2 separate regions of the Homo sapiens genome follow, and region 2 is linked to region 1. The links are chromatin loops, found by intact Hi-C in ENCODE. Cell type or tissue: GM12878. All regions are shown on one strand. Region 1 holds the start of VPS35 (VPS35 retromer complex component). Region 2 holds the start of LOC124903806 (small nucleolar RNA U13).

Evidence for each region. A loop is a pair of places that touch in the nucleus more often than their neighbours do. Peaks named below come from ENCODE experiments on the same cell type or tissue, not always from the same donor. Only the 100,000 strongest peaks of a DNase experiment are listed, where the experiment ranks them.
Region 2: it touches region 1 in a loop (5-fold over the local background); 2 of 110 quality-filtered maps call a loop at or near these places.

What each region holds. Positions count from the first base shown.
Region 1 is chr16:46,687,119-46,695,118 of GRCh38, reverse strand. VPS35 (VPS35 retromer complex component) reads left to right here and starts at 5,941. Exons shown (of 17, transcript NM_018206.6): 1 at 5,941-5,988. The coding sequence starts at 5,986. It overlaps ORC6 (origin recognition complex subunit 6), which reads right to left and starts at 5,460. Exons shown (of 7, transcript NM_014321.4): 1 at 5,349-5,460; 2 at 3,999-4,128; 3 at 2,574-2,737; 4 at 1,937-2,026. The coding sequence starts at 5,413. RefSeq lists enhancers at 4,637-4,706, 4,757-4,836, 5,074-5,772, 5,773-6,470 and silencers at 5,177-5,476, 5,797-6,036, 6,187-6,236. In GM12878, CTCF peaks have their summits at 4,926 and 6,456; DNase peaks (open chromatin) are centred at 4,932 and 5,708; H3K4me3 peaks cover 5,599 bases; H3K27ac peaks cover 4,020 bases.
Region 2 is chr16:47,117,670-47,125,669 of GRCh38, reverse strand. It overlaps NETO2 (neuropilin and tolloid like 2), which reads left to right. Exons shown (of 9, transcript NM_018092.5): 5 at 2,758-2,802; 6 at 2,886-3,013. LOC124903806 (small nucleolar RNA U13) reads left to right here and starts at 4,649; the gene lies at 4,649-4,751. In GM12878, no CTCF peak of the experiment used is centred here; no DNase peak of the experiment used is centred here.

The DNA of each region.
Region 1 (8,000 bases):
TCTTCAGAATAGACCTGTCAAGACCTTTTCTTACTCAGCGTAATATGGTTTCAAAAGTAGAGTTGACTATTCTCACTGTTTTCTACAATATCAGCTGCACTCCCTCCGTATATGCACATACTTTTGTTGAATTGAAGAGATGTTTTCCATAAATGCCAATTAATACTCCTAGGTATGTACCTAATAGAGCCAAGCATACCAAAATTAGTGGGTAGGTAGTGAGAAATCCATTCTTTAAGGGCCAACTACATTTTGTTTTCTAAGGAGTTTTCTGGCAAGATAAAAATAAGATAACTTTAGACAAAGATTATCAACAATTACTAATATTTCCAAGGTAACATTTCAGCATACACATAGATAACCCACAATTGTAAGATTCAGATGTGATAATTTATCACTAAAATGTTATAAATTCCTTGAAGAACAGTTGTAGCCAGTGTTTTGTTTTTTTTTTAAGAGACAGTGTTGTGGGGGGGTCAGCCCCCCGCCCGGCCAGCCGCCCCGGCCGCCCCTACTGGGAAGTGAGGAGCCCCTCTGCCCGGCCAGCTGCCCCGTCCGGGAGGGAGGTGGGGGGGTCAGCCCCCCGCCCGGCCAGCCGCCCCGTCCAGGAAGGAGGTGGGGGGGGTCAGCCCCCCCGCCCGGCCAGCCGCCCCGTCCGGGAGGTGAGGGGCGCCTCTGCCCGGCCGCCCCTACTGGGAAGTGAGGAGCCCCTCTGCCCGGCCACCACCCCGTCTGGGAGGTATGCCCGACAGCTCATTGAGAACGGGCCAGGATGACAATGGCAGCTTTGTGGAATAGAAAGGCGGGAAAGGTGGGGAAAAGATTGAGAAATCGGATGGTTGCCGTGTCTGTGTAGAAAGAAGTAGACATGGGAGACTTTTCATTTTGTTCTGCACTAAGAAAAATTCTTCTGCCTTGGGATCCTGTTGATCTGTGACCTTACCCCCAACCCTGTGCTCTCTGAAACATGTGCTGTGTCCACTCAGGGTTAAATGGATTAAGGGCGGTGCAAGATGTGCTTTGTTAAACAGATGCTTGAAGGCAGCATGCTCGTTAAGAGTCATCACCAATCCCTAATCTCAAGTAATCAGGGACACAAACACTGCGGAAGGCCGCAGGGTCCTCTGCCTAGGAAAACCAGAGACCTTTGTTCACTTGTTTATCTGCTGACCTTCCCTCCACTATTGTCCCATGACCCTGCCAAATCCCCCTCTGTGAGAAACACCCAAGAATTATCAAAAAAAAAATAAATTAAAAAAAAAAAAATAAAAATAAAAATAAAAAAAATGTAAAAAAAAAAAAAAAAAAAAAAGAGACAGTGTTGCTGTGTTGCCTAGGCTGCAGTGTAGTAGCGTGACCATAGCTCACTATAACCAAGAACTCCTAGGCTCCAGTGAGCCTTCAGCTTCAGCCTCCCGAGTAGCTGAGAAGCCAGGACTGGAGGCATGTGCTGACACCCAGCTAATTTTTTTTTTTTTTCTTAAGAGATTGGGGTCTTATTATGCTGTCTAGGCTAGTCTTGAACTCCTTGCCTCAAGCAGTCCTCCTGCCTCTGCCTCCCAGTGTTGGGATTACAGGCGGGAGCCACCACGCCTGGCCCAACCAGTACTTTTTAAAAAATATGAGCAGAAAAATCACATGTGAAGACTGTTTTAATGACAGATATCATCTCTTACAAAAGGCAGACTGAAATCAGAATTCCCAGCATATATATACAGCTGCTATTTGCTAGTGGAATTCTGGCAACACTAGTTCCAAGTTGTTAGCTACATTATGGGATAAACTGGGAATATAGTCACTTGGCCAATATTCCTAATATTATTTCTAGGGGAAAATATGCTCTGAATTGATATCAACTAAGTTAGAAGTATTCCTTGGGGATGAAAAACCCACTTGTAAATTGGTAACTTTTCTGAATGTTTAATGAAATACCTACTTGCATGCTGAAAGCAGTGCAGCAGAAGTGAAAAGTGGCCTGGATAAGTCAAGATCCACTTGCTGTGTCTGGGGAAGACTGGACTCATAGCTAAAGGAGAAGTTATTGCAGAATTATCTGTTAGAAAATATTATTTGAAAAGAGACTGAAAGTATCAACCAGAACTTACAAGCTTTTAAAATGGATATGTGTGCTGTCACTTAACACGAGTCATTTTTTTTAAGACTGAAAATTAACCAGAACAGGACAATGGATAATTTGTATCTATCAGTATAAATTTTCTGGTCCCCCCCACCGCCACCGCCGCCCCGCCCCAAGACGGAGTCTTGCTCTGTCATCCAGGCTGGAGTGCAGTGGTGCAATCTCGGCTTACTGCAACCTCCACCTCCTGGGTTCAAGCAATTCTCCTGCCACAGCCTCCCGAGTAGCTGGGATTACAGGTGCATGACGCCTCGCCCAGCTAATTTTTGTATTTTTAGTAGAAATGGGGTTTCACCATGTTGGCCAGGCTGGTCTTGAACTCCTGACCACATGATCCACCCAACTTGGCCTCCCAAAGTGCTGGGATTACAGGCGTGAGCCACCACGCCCGGCCTATTGGTATACATTTTCAATTAAGGTTCTCTATGCCCCATACCTTTTTAGTATCTTTGAAGCCATGTTCACTGCTTCTATACAGCTAAACTGTACAGCTAGGTCTCTTATTCCAATATTTGAATTCAGGCCCAGTAAACACTCAAAAGATTTAAGACAGCTCTGATATGTCTCCTTGTTCAAACCAGAAAGTTTAATTAAATAAGCCTGTGAAAGGAAAAACACATACACAAATCATAAAAACCTTAAGTTCTATATATTAGTACCCTTAAACACTTGTTTAATAAGCAGTATAACTTTTCAAAATTAATTTTGTGGCAAGTCACTCTACCTAAAGGTTTAGCTTCATTTAGTCAAAAAACTGGTAATCATGTCAGGCTGAGGAAGTACTGCTTTCAAAGAGTTCAAACTATGCAAAGGCAGGCAGTCATGCATATGCACAGATGATTTAAAATTATAACACAATATTAATATAGTCAAAATAGGCAGTAAAAAACCACAGGAAACACACAGATGGTTACTTGTGTTTATACAAAGGTGCTAACGTGTAATTTATTGGGAAAAGGAAGGAGAGAAGTAGCGGGAGTGGAGTAGGGGGCGGGGTGGTGAGAGAGAGAGAGAGAGAGAGAGTGTGTGTGTGTGTGTGTGTGTGTGTGCAGGAGAGAAAGAGGAAAAGGAAACTAGGAAAAGAAACAGGAGGATCCACTGTGGGAAACCAGCTCTGTCTGGGAGACTTAAGGAAAGTTTCAATGTAACAATAAGGCAAGGTCATGTAAGACAAATAGGAGTTTGCCAGAAGAGCATTGCAGGAAAAAAACAAGGTATTGCATTTTCAAAGCCACAAATCATTGACGTGCAGAGTCTGTTAAGAGAATACTGCAGCTTGAGGCCAGGATTCAAGAGAGGCTGGAGAGTTTGATGGTCATCAACAAAGCTTTGTTTTTAGTATTACCATTTAATGAGTGTATCGTTATGACACAGGTGCTGTGTTAATGGTGTTATGTACATTTAATCCTCATAATAATCCAGCGAAATTGGATATTTTATCTTCACTTTATGGATGAGGACACTGGAGGCTAACAGAGGTAGCTAGTGTGGAGATTTGATCTCAACATGAAACTCCTCCTGACTGACCCCAAAGCTTGTTCTCTCAAACACTGTGACATTGGAAGAAAAGCATAGGGGTTTGGAAATACGTGCTTTAAAAGGAGGGTAATGCTAGCAGCAATGTGGAAGATGGCCTCTAGCCGAGAAAGAGGTGGTCAGGGAAAACAGTGAAGAGTAAAGAAAACATGGCAAAAAAATATTTTCCAATGCAAAATGATTCTACAGTATTTCCAGAATAACACACAAGAATACCCAGGACAATTCTAAAACAAGAGTTTTTACTAGGGTTTAGTTCAACCAAAAGTTAAAAGAGCTTCAATGTTGCACTGGATTATTCAGACATTCGGTGGGACCTACTTACCCTGTCCAAGGGGCACTTCATCCAGGAAGCTGCAAGGTCCAGGCACATGACTGCACTGCTGGTCTCCGTGGTGCGTGCGGAGAGGCCGACACACTTCACCCGGGACAGGCGCAAGTACTCCTCTGCTTTCCTGGTTAAAAGGGCAGTGTGTTCGCTACAACTTATTCAGAAGTTTGCTCAACACGTTGGTAAACAATGAATACAGCCTGGTTAGCTTCACACTAAGCCTAACTCCTGTGGCTCGTTTATCTGGGGCTGGGAATGAAGGTCATATCCTCTGGTGAGAGGAAGACAGAACCAGCACTGACTCCAAACATCACTGTGCTCAAATGCTTTCAGGCAAAAGGAAGTTAAATTTTGACAAAAAAATTACCCTTCTTTCCTCCTTCCATTACTGGAACAAGCACGAACTATCAGAGACAGGCAGGTTAGACCAGGGTTCCTCCTTTCCTCCTATTTCCTTTAAATCAGTAGTTCTTAAACTTGATGGTAGGCGAAAATCACCTTGGGGACTTGCAAATTACTGGGTCCCAGGCCGAGTTACTGATCAGCAGGCTTGAGGTGGGACCCAAGAATTTGTATTTCTAACAAGTGACAAGATGATATGGCTGTTGCTGGTCCAGGAACCACATTTTGAGAACCACTGTTCTAAATGACTACCGAGTCCTGCAGGTTTGTCTTCAAATCTTTTAAGTGCTGTTTTCCTTGCCTTCCCTCGCCTGACTGCTCCACGTTTTAGCTACAATGGCTTTATTTCGAACCCCGGATCCCGCTTCCCATCTCAACGCTTTTACAGGAGCTGTCGCCCCTGCCTGGGCTGCTCTTGCCATATCTTTCCTCGCCTAGCATCTGCCATCAATCCGGCCTCAGCGGGAACGGCGCCTGCTTTTCCGAGTTTTGTTTGTTTCTTTGTGTTAAAGGCAGCCGCTAGGCCGCGCTCCACCCCAAGCCCAGTGGCTCAGGAGCATTGCCCGGTTAAGGTCTACACAGTCCTCGCCCTTACAGACAGCGGGGTCTGCGCCTCGTTGTCGGGTTCCCCGCTATAAACCCGACTGCAGTAGGCGTTGGCGGAATGAACGGAAAGTTCTCCCTGGCTCATTTTTCTACCCACGGACAGGGCTGGCTGTTCCCAGGGACGTGTGCCATCGCCGTTTGCTATCGCCCTTCTTGCCATCTCATTCAAGCTCACGGCCGAGAAGTTTTTCTTGAAGTAGGCCCTAAACCCCGCCCGGCCCCAGCGCTCCCCGTCACTCCCCCGCCGCCCGTCGCCTGGGAAGGGCGCGGGCCTCACCTGAGGGCCCAGGGCCGCGAGGCGGAAGCCCAGCCCTGGTCTTGCGCGGCCGAACTCACCTCAGCATGTCGGGCTCGGCGAGGCCCAGGCGCGGGGCTAGGCGCCCGATCAGCTCCGACCCCATGGCGCCGGCACTAAAGCGAACAATTCCCGTGAACGCCGCGGGTCAACGAAACCCGCGCGCAAAGGCTGCACCGGCCAGTGAGAGCCAGGCCCCACCCCCGGCGCATCTGGATTGGTTAGGACAGGACGTTGAGACCGTCCCACAAACCAATCAGGGTCTTCCTTTTGCGCATGCGCATCAATAGCGCAATCGCCAACGCAGATGCGGTGAACGTGGACTTGTCGGCTCCCCCTCCTTCCATTCCTTCTTGACAAACTCATCACACACTGCCTTTCCCTCCTGTTGTCTCCTGCCTGCCGCCGGGCGATCCCCACTGCCCTGCACTGCTCCGCCCACTCTCGCACGCTGTGGTGAGATTGGCTGGCGCTCAGGTCCGTCCATCTAGCGTTAAGTGACAGGGCCAATAAGCACGCGAGACTCGGGTTCCTAGAAGTAGGCCAATCAATGAGCCGCCTGTAGGGCCCGGGGGCGGGGCTAGAGAGGGCGGGGCTTGGAGGGGCCGCAGCGTCACATGACCGCGGGAGGCTACGCGCGGGGCGGGTGCTGCTTGCTGCAGGCTCTGGGGAGTCGCCATGGTGAGTGCTGAGGGGGCAGTGGCACCTGGGTCGACCCTCCTTGTAGCCCCTGCTCTCTCCCACCGCCCCGCACTCCAGCGAGTGGAGAAGGGGCCCCACAGACCGTTCGGGATTAAGACCAGCCCGATTTGGCCTGCGGGATAGGGGACAGCAGGAGGAAGGCCGCGGGCAGGCTGATCCGGGCCGGGGTGGGCGGCGGCTCTTGGCTGCGGCCGTTGCTGAGAGACGGGGCGGCCTCTCTGTGGGGTTGACTTGGCATGTAGGCTTTGGGGTCCATGAAGGCCTGCGGCCTCCTTTAAGTGGAATCGGTCACCTGCCTACCACGAGGGGACCGGTAGTCCTAGGTCTGAGCGTCTGGCCCCCGGGGCGCGTGGAGGCCCTGAGACTCGGAGGTGGCGCCGGGACCCGCCCAGATGTTGCGTTTCTACCTTTGTGCCTAGTTGTGCTCGGCCGTCCCCACGCCCTCCTGGAGGGGTCGCAGTGATTCCTTGGCCTTTCTTGGCCTCATACCCGCCTTCGGCTGCAGTGTTTGTCAGCGAGTTCTGGGGACCTGCTTACATGAATTTCCTGGAAGGACTCAGGCTGTCTTCTAATCCTGACGGTCGCAAAGGAGACTGATTGTTTACTTTAGCATTTGTGCATTGGGCGCACCTTGCCTCTTTTGTCTCGCCATTGATAAAATCCAAGTATTTGACTTGCTGGAAGCAGTACTTCTCCTTAGGGCCCGTCTATGACGGCAGCAAATCGTGGTGTGGCTGTTGGCCGGTAAACTTGAACTTCCTCAAAATGTGAATCTTTGTGTCTGGTTCCCACAAAGGCAAGTTGTCACTTGCATTTTATTAGCGTTTAACATAGCCTGCACTGTGTAAATAAATTTTTTGAGTATATACTGTATGTCCGCTTTAATTACCTTACTCACTCTGTGTAGATAGGCTTCTGTAAATCTGTAAGCCTGGAAACAGATTTCACTTTAAATGTCTTAATGCCAGAAAGGATTAAGTGTTTTACAAATACTATTTTCATATAACGTGTTGCCGTACAAGGTGATTTTGCCTGTTTCTCAGGATTTTTATAATTGGGAATTGATACAAGACCGGCGCAAAATTTAACTTTAGGATTTGTGTGTTTCCAGCGTTTATGGATTGACATTTATATTGTTTTGTAATGGAAAACACTTAATTGAGGATGTATTACACACTCCGATTCTTTGTTGGGTGAACCAGTTGGGAGCAATCAGCCAGACACACAGTCTTGTCCTCATGAATTTTATTGGGAAAGGAAACTTGAGTATTCGTTCTTTCACAGTCACTGTCTATAATTTAGGCAGCTCGCTTAGTCTTCTTGGTGTCGCACTTTTGCATCCGAAAGCAAGTGTTGGCGGCCCCTTTGGCCCTTCCCAGCCCTAAAATTCCAGAATCCACTTCAATTCATCAAACATCTTGTGTGCCTTCAGTGTCACGGACTGTGGCCCTGGGTACCAATGTCGAACTTAAGAGGCTACTGGGGGAGACACGCTTGTAGAACTTAACTGTAATACAGTGTGTGGATTGCTTTACTAACATTGTCAACTCAGTGCTTTGGGGTCATGGAGGGATAGTTTTGCCTGGGGATTTTGGGAAGGACTACAGGAAGTAACGTGAACTGAGACTATAAAGAGGGTGGAAAGAAATTCTCCAGGTGGAAAGAAAAGGTATTGCTAATAGATGAAGCCAAAACGTTCAGTGTGCTCCATCAGAGGATTCTTGGGGATATGTATTGGAAATGAAGTTAGAGCCGTTTGGTGTTCAAATTATATTTTGAAGTTGTCATGCCCTCATCATCCTTATTTCTCTCTACTTCAGTTGTCAATGTATGCCATGTCATCATTTTTAAAATAGTTCTTTCATTAACGTGATATTCTGTACCTTTGTTTGAAGAAATGAGCGTTACATTTGGTTTACATTGTACTGTCAGATTACATCTACAGCATATAAGCAGGGAGGTTGAACCACAATAGGTTTCTAACATAAGTG
Region 2 (8,000 bases), 430 kb before region 1:
TTACCACAATTAAAAAATAGTAGCAGCCAGATGTGGTGGCTTACACCTGTAATCCCAGCACTTTGGGAGGCTGAGGTGGGTGGATCACATGAGGTCAGGAGTTTGAGATCAGCCTGGCCAACATGGCAAAACCCCGTCTCTACTAAAAATACGACAGTTAGCTGGGCGTGGTGGTGCACGTCTGTAATCCCACCCACTCAGGAGGCTGAGGCAGGAGAATCGCTTGAACCTGGGAGGTGGAGGTTGCAGAGAGCCAATATTACACCACTGTACTCCAGCCTGGGCAACAGAGCAAGAATCTGTCAGAAAAAAAAAAAAAACTAGTAGCTAGTAAGCTGTTTTTTCACAGTGGCAGGGAAAAGAAAGAAAGACAGGATATCCTGCCTTGTGAAATAGTCCACAGGAGTTTGAGAACCAATAGTTTATATCAAAATGACTGATTGGATTAAATTGGTCAGCTATTTTATTTTTATTAACTAAATCAACTAACTGAAGTAATTGAAACATTAGTGTCATGAAGATACTGTTAGAATAGATGGTGGCTGCACATAAGTTTAGACTACTTGACAGAAAAAGACATCCAAAGAATACTCTTATTTGAATAATGTTTTTAAATATTTAAAGACAAAGTCAGCCAACTTCATATGTAAAGATACTTACTTTGGAGTCAAGTAGCTCTTTTTCCTCTATTCATGTTATAGATCATGAGAGCAACTTTAAATGGCCTATAGTTAAAATATAGACAAAGTATAATAAAATGCTTAGGATTTCTAGAGTTTATCACCTTTCATTTGCATTTTATAGTGCTTCACAGTTTTGATAGACATTATGTTTAATTTTGTGCTAATGACTAATGTCAGGAGGATTATGTAATATTTTATTTTACAGATGAGGAAACTGAGTCAGATTAAGTGATTTTCTTGGTTCATAGAATGGCAAATCCAGGACTAGATTGCATTTCACTAGGCAATACTTCCTACTCTATCATGTTGCCTTTATAATGTGGATGAGGTCACATTGGAGAAAAGCCTTATTAAAATGTGGATGAGGAGTCCACAATTTTATCACTAAAAGAGAAAACCAACACATGTCAAAATAAATAGGCAATGCATAATTAGCTAAATATGTCTGTCTGATGTTATTTCAAGTCATGTTAATAAAATAAATTTTGTCTAGGAGGTGGTAAATCTGGAAGAAACCTATTAACAATGGTGAGAAGTTCATTTTTTTTAATGAAATTCTCTACTGAGGGAGAGGCTCTTAATGGGTTGTTAGTTCCTGGACATAACTGAGATAATTATGGACATTTTAATGCAATAATGACAATATCCTAGATTTCTGGAATACATATGAAATAGTTCTGATTAATCTGCCAGACAGTTCCTGTGATTCCCCTCCGCCATGCCGTTTAAGATTTAAATTTCACTTTGACATTTCTCTGCAAAAGAGCAGAAGTGTCTATTGTCCTCTTTCAGCAAGGATGAGTTTTGTTTATAAAGTTAAAAAAAAAAGTTGCTGAGATATATTCTACATAAGCTAATAATTTTTTTCCACTTTTTAAAATATGTAATTTGATAACTTCCTAAAGTATCTGGAATTAAAAACAACAGTTTTAACAGGAATTGAGTCTCTAGTTGTACACAATTAAATTGCGTATTGAAATAGATTTTCCAGTCCGGGTGCAGTGGCTCATGCCTGTAATTCCAGCACTTTGGAAGGCCGAGGCAGGCAGATCACAAGGTTGGGAGTTTGAGACCAGCCTGACCAACATAGTGAAATTCTGCCTCTACTAAAAATATAAAAAATTAGCTGAGCGTGGTGGCAGACACCTGTAATCCCAGCTACTCGGGAGGCTGAGGCAGGAGAATTGCTTGAACCCGGGAAGCAGAGGTTGCAGTGAGCCGAGATTGTGCCACTGTACTCCTGCCTGGGCAACAGTGTGAAACTCCATCTCAAAAATAAACAAAAATAAATAGATTTTCCAGAAATCTGAGACATTTTAGACAACCCAGCAATTTTTTTTATTCTGGCTGTTAGGTATATACACAGGTTCTATCTGAACTTTAAAATAATTTTTTAAAGATACCTGTGTTTATAATTTCTAAAACTTTATTTTTATTGTGGTAAAAAATATACATAACAAAATTTACCCTTTAACCTTTTTTTTTTTAAGACTCATTTTGTCACCTAGGCTGAAGGGCAATAGTGCTGTCTCTGCTGTCTGCAGCCTCAACCTCCTGGGCTCAAAAGATCCTCCCAGGTCAGCTTCCCAAGTAGCTGGCACTACAGGCATGAGCCACCATGCCTAGCTCTCTTTAACCATTTTTAAGTGTGTAATTCAGTGGCGTTAAGTACATTCACAGTATTATGCAACTATTACCACCATCCATTTAAGCCGAAGTTTAGAAGACAAATTGTAATATGATTCAGCAGAAAGGAACTTCATTCCTTTTTAAGGCCAAATAATATTCTGGTATATTGTATATGTGATGTTCCGTTTACCTGTTCAACTCTGACAGTTGATGTGAGTTTGCAAGTAGCATAAATAAATTATTCACTATGGAATCAAAAATATAAACGTGATTAAATAAATGTCAATCCTGTAAGCGAGCTCCTAAATGACCAATGATATGTAGTTTTCACCAATGAAAGCTTCTCTTACCTTGCTATGAAATGGAACGTTAGATGTAATGTAAGACATCGAGGATTAAAGTAACTATCTCAGTACCAATGACTTTCTTCTTTTTTCTGTTACAGATCCAGACTTTACTTACCTAGGAGGTATTTTAAATCCCATTCCAGGTTTAGTATATTACCACTTGTTCCTCTTGGCATTTTTGATTAGTCTTATGTTCCTTTGAACACCTTTCATGTATTCCTTCCAGATTGTCAGTTCGAGCTCTCGGGAGCTGATGGAATAGTGCGCTCTAGTCAGGTAGAACAAGAGGAGAAAACAAAACCAGGCCAAGCCGTTGATTGCATCTGGACCATTAAAGCCACTCCAAAAGCTAAGGTATTATTATGTATTGAGTCGCTTCAGAGAAGAACATCATGATAAGGCATGATTTGCAAAATGTGTAATTTTGGTTTGTGTAAATATTTATTGACTACATAAACTGATACTGCAACTTTTTAAAATGTATTTTATTTCACTTACTTTATTGGCATCTACTAAGATCCCAGCATTATTATAGTTAAATAAACTGAAATTTCTGAAATTCTTCAGGAATATTACATATATATTAAGATTCTCAATTATAAAAGATTAAGATTCTTAAGACCTGTCAGTTCCCAATTGGTGAGTGTGCATACTGATCAGTATGATTATAGATTCATTAACAGCTTTATGAGGAAGAAAATAGGCTACAAGAGGTGAAAATGTGTTCTCAAAAGTTACAGAGTTGGTCGTAGCAATCTAAAAGCGAAAACCCAAATGTGTCGAGTCTGTTCTTACCCTGCCATCCTCTGCTACTCATGGGGTGCTTTTATTGGAAAGAACTGCAGGGAAGGATGTTTTTAAATAACTCTGACAGATTGAGATTGGATACTTTTGCATTTAATGTATACTTCTAGGAATATCAACAGAGTTAAAATTATATTTAATGCGTATTATGTAAAAAGAGGGAAAAGAGGAGAGAGTGAGGGTGGGAAAACATACCTCTCAAGAATCATGAAAATCAGATTTAAAGATTGGGTAATATGATAGATAAGGTAACCTGAAAACCCATCTGCTAGAAGACACATGGAAACATTGGGTAAAATATGACAAATAATTATTTTAAAAGCATATGTGTAAGCTCCAGGAAGGAGAAAAAGAGGGTAATGCTTATGGATGAGAAATGAAGAGAGAGAACTGTAGATTAATAAACTGAAATTGATGTTACAGATGCCCCTGGCTGACTTTTATAACCTGTTACTGCACAGGGGTAGACATACTGGGAGCTTCCTTTTAATTCCCATACTGAGAAAAGAAGAGTCCTGGGGTTCACATGGCCTTTGTGAGACTCACATGAAGCTGGAGCCCTCAAAGGGAGGCAACTCACATGAAAGCATAGATTAGAAAAAATGTTTCACTACCACATGCTGATGACAAAGAAGCTTGTTTTTCTGGGTTTAGTCTCAGGGTGGGGTTGGAGGTGAGGCTGGGGTCCCCCCTAGCTTTATACTTAGAAACCCTGCCTTTATTAGGGTTTGAGAAATGAATTTACATTCCCTGCTCAACCCAGGAGTCATGAAGTCCAAAGACTGACAGAATGGTCCTGGGTGCATTAAACCTTTGAGTCACCTGGCAAAAATAAATCTAAAAGTCACCAAGAAAGCTGCAGGGTTGGCATGGATAAAACACTGCTGCAGGTCAGCTCACAGCCCGCAGATTCTAAAACCCCTATGCTCACAGCCCACCATGGGTACGAGTTCACCGACATAACACACAGGAAGGAGTTCCTTAGATCCCCAAGAATTTGAGTGTTTCACGTATCCTACAAGAAGGAAACAGAGATGAGAAAGAAAAATGACCACGTCCATTTTTAAAATAACCAAATAGGAGGTCTATAAGTTAAAAGTATGGCTATTAAAAGATGTGTCTGAGGAAATTACCCAGAGTGTATCGCTGGAAGAGGTGGCAGTTTATTGGGATTTTCCATAACTGATACTCTGTAGTGTGTAAGTCTGATGCCCGGATGTTGACGCACACATGTGACGTGCGCCTCCCTCCAGCCTTGTTACCATGTCGGCACATTGCCTATCTGACATGAAAAGGAAAAAAAAGAAAAAAAAAATTTCAAGAACTAATGAAAAGCATGACACAGGGTGACTCCCAAGCAGGAAAAAAAAATTTAAGTGACACTGACATTGTACCCCACAGACAAGGAGAAAAGTTATTAAACAATAGAGAAAATAGTCTACAAAAGGATGCTATTAAGATTGACACCAGAATTATCAATAGCAAAATAGAAGCCTGAAGACAATAGAATAATGTCTTCATAGTGTTAAGAGTGTTCATTGTCATTTAAGAATGAAGGCAGTGGCCAGGATGTGGGGATGATTAATGGGTACAAAAGTATAATTAGATAGAATTAATATCTGGTATTTGATAGCACAACACAGTGACTACAGTCAACAATTTATTGTACAGTTTAAAATAAGCATAATTGGGTTATTTGTAACACATGATAAATGCTTGAGATGATGGATCCCCCATTTATCCTAATGTAATTATTATGCACTGTATACCTATATCATGATAGCTCATGTACCCTATAAATACATATAGCTATTATATACCCATAAAAGTAAAAAATAAAAGAATGAGGACAAAATTAAGATGTTTCTCTGCAAAGTAATAAATGAATTAAATGCTACAGTTAAAATCCAAATATATCTTGTTTATGGGATAATTACAGGAAAATTTGAAAATACAAAACTAGGAAAGAAATAACAGACAAATGTCAAAAAAGAGCTGATGTAACTATTAAAACAAATCAAGAATGTCTCTATCTCACTAGATAAATCTCAGGTATTAATATAGCCTTAAAATGCACAAAACAGGTTGTTGATTGTCAAGGAAAATTGACAGATCCATAACATAGTTGGTAATTTTTTTTTACTTCTTAGTAATTAACAGTTCAAGCATACAAAAAGTTAATATGGCTCAAAAGATTTAAATTACACAGTATGTGCTTAATGGACACAGTATCTTGCTCCCAACATCCAGAAAATAGGCATTCTCTACTAGCATTCATAAAACATTCATCAAAACAGATACACGTGCTCAGCTAACAAAGGAAGTCTGAACATATATGCAGAGCATCATGTGACAGAAATGCAATTAAACCAGAAATCAGCAACCAAAGATTACTTTAAAACTCCATATGTTTGGAAATATAATAATATACTACTTAGTAATTTGTAAGTCACAGAAGAAATCAGTATGGAAATTTGAATACATTTAAAATGCATTAATGAAAATACTACATTTAAAAAAACTGCGGTACAGCTAAAACAGTACTTTGAGAAAAAAGACTGAAATTTAATAAGTTAAGACTCAAGAAGTTAAAAGAAAAACAAATCCAAAGAAAGGGCAATCATAAAACAGAAATTAAAAAAAAAAACGAAGATACAAAAAGAATAAATCAGTGAGGCCTGACATCGGCTCTTTGTAAAAGGTAACAACAGGCAGACTTATGCCAAGATTGATCTAGAAAAAAAAAGACATAAATAGGCCGGGTGCAGTGGTTCACGCCTGTAATCCCAGCACTTTGGGAGGCCGAGGCAGGCAGATCACGAGGTCAGGAAATCAAGACCATCCTGGCTAACATGGTGAAACCCCATCTCTACTAAAAGTACAAAAAATTAGCCGGGCGTGGTGGCGGGCGCCTGTAGTCCCAGCTACTCAGGAGGCTGAGGCAGGAGAATGGCGTGAACCCAGGAGGCGGAGCTTGCAGTGAGCTGAGATCACGCCACTGCACTCCAGCCTGGGCAACAGTGCAAGACTCCATCTCAAAAAAAAAAAAAGAAAAAGAAAAAAACATAAATAATATTAGAAATGGAAAAGTTATAAATCAACTACAGCAAGGATTTAAAACTATTATGAAACAAACCAAGTAGAAAGTAGATCTGCCAAACAAAAAAGGAAAGAAACTGTTTCTTTCATAAATAAATGACAATGGGGGAAAAAGAAAAAACAAGAACCTATAGATTAAAAGAGATATAAAAGTCAAGTGAACTTACTGATTGAAACAAACTATAAATGGAGGGAACTGATGACAGAAGTTTGAACACTGGTATTTAATATTAAGTTATTTATTTGTTTGGTTTGATAATAGGATAAAGGTTATTTTTTAAGTGGCTTTAGTGATACAGAAATGTTTACAGATGCAATGATTTAATGTCTGAGATTTGTCTCTAGTATGTAAGAGGTAGAAGTTAGGAGAGACAAATAAAATAAGATTGGCTAGGTTATAATTGTTGAAGTTGGAAGCTGGGTACACAGATATTTTTGTCTGTTTTTGCATATTTGAAATTTTAACAAATGTTTTAGACTATCATAAGAGAATATTATAAATAATGATTTGTCAGTAGATTTGTAAAGGGTATATATAAATGGTGATGTTTGGAGAGTATGGAGGGAATCCCGGCTTTTTTCTCTCTTAATCAGAACTCACAACAGGTTGGGAGACTAAAATTCTAAGGAAAACTTGTCTTTCTGGCCAGAGGAACTAGATAGAGGAGACCATGTTGTCATCTGGAGAATATGAAGAAGTCTTGGAGAGGAGAGAACTAGAGCAGGGAAGCACTAATGCAGGCTTTCTTTCTGAGGTGCCTGTGTGTGGAACAGATCCAGGGAAACGTGGCAGCAGTGTTGGGAACCATGTTACAGTATAAACCACCTCTGAGTCCCTGAGTGTGTCACACACTGGGCAAGCCTACCCAGCACAGCAAAGTCTTTGAACATTGGGACCACCACCCAAACAAAGAGAGACAGAATTTGCAGTGCGAACACAACTTAGTTGATTGTCTGCAGAACCAAAACAAATAACAAAAAACGACATTCTCCAGGGATTTTTTAACAGGATCCAAGTCACACAGCATAATATTTAAAATGTCCAAGATACAATGAAAAATCACATACAGAGAACTAGGAAAATCTGGTTAATTTTTAATGAAAGACAACCAATAGATCCCAACCCTAACCCAAATATTAAGAACTATCCAAAAATCTTTTTTTAATTTAAAAAAATGTTTTTAATAGAAATAGGATCTCACAATGTTGCCTAGGCTGTTCTCAAACTCCTGAGCTCAAGTGATCCTCCTGCCTCAGCCTTCCAAACTGCTAGGATTACAGGTATTAGCCACCCTGCCCAGCCAGAATTATCAAAAATTCTAAAGCAGTGATAGAACCATGCTTCATGAGATAGCAGTAAACACTCTCAAAGAGTAGGAAAATAGGACTCAGCAGAGAAATAAACTAATTTTTTAAGTGAAAAATTTAGAACTAAAAG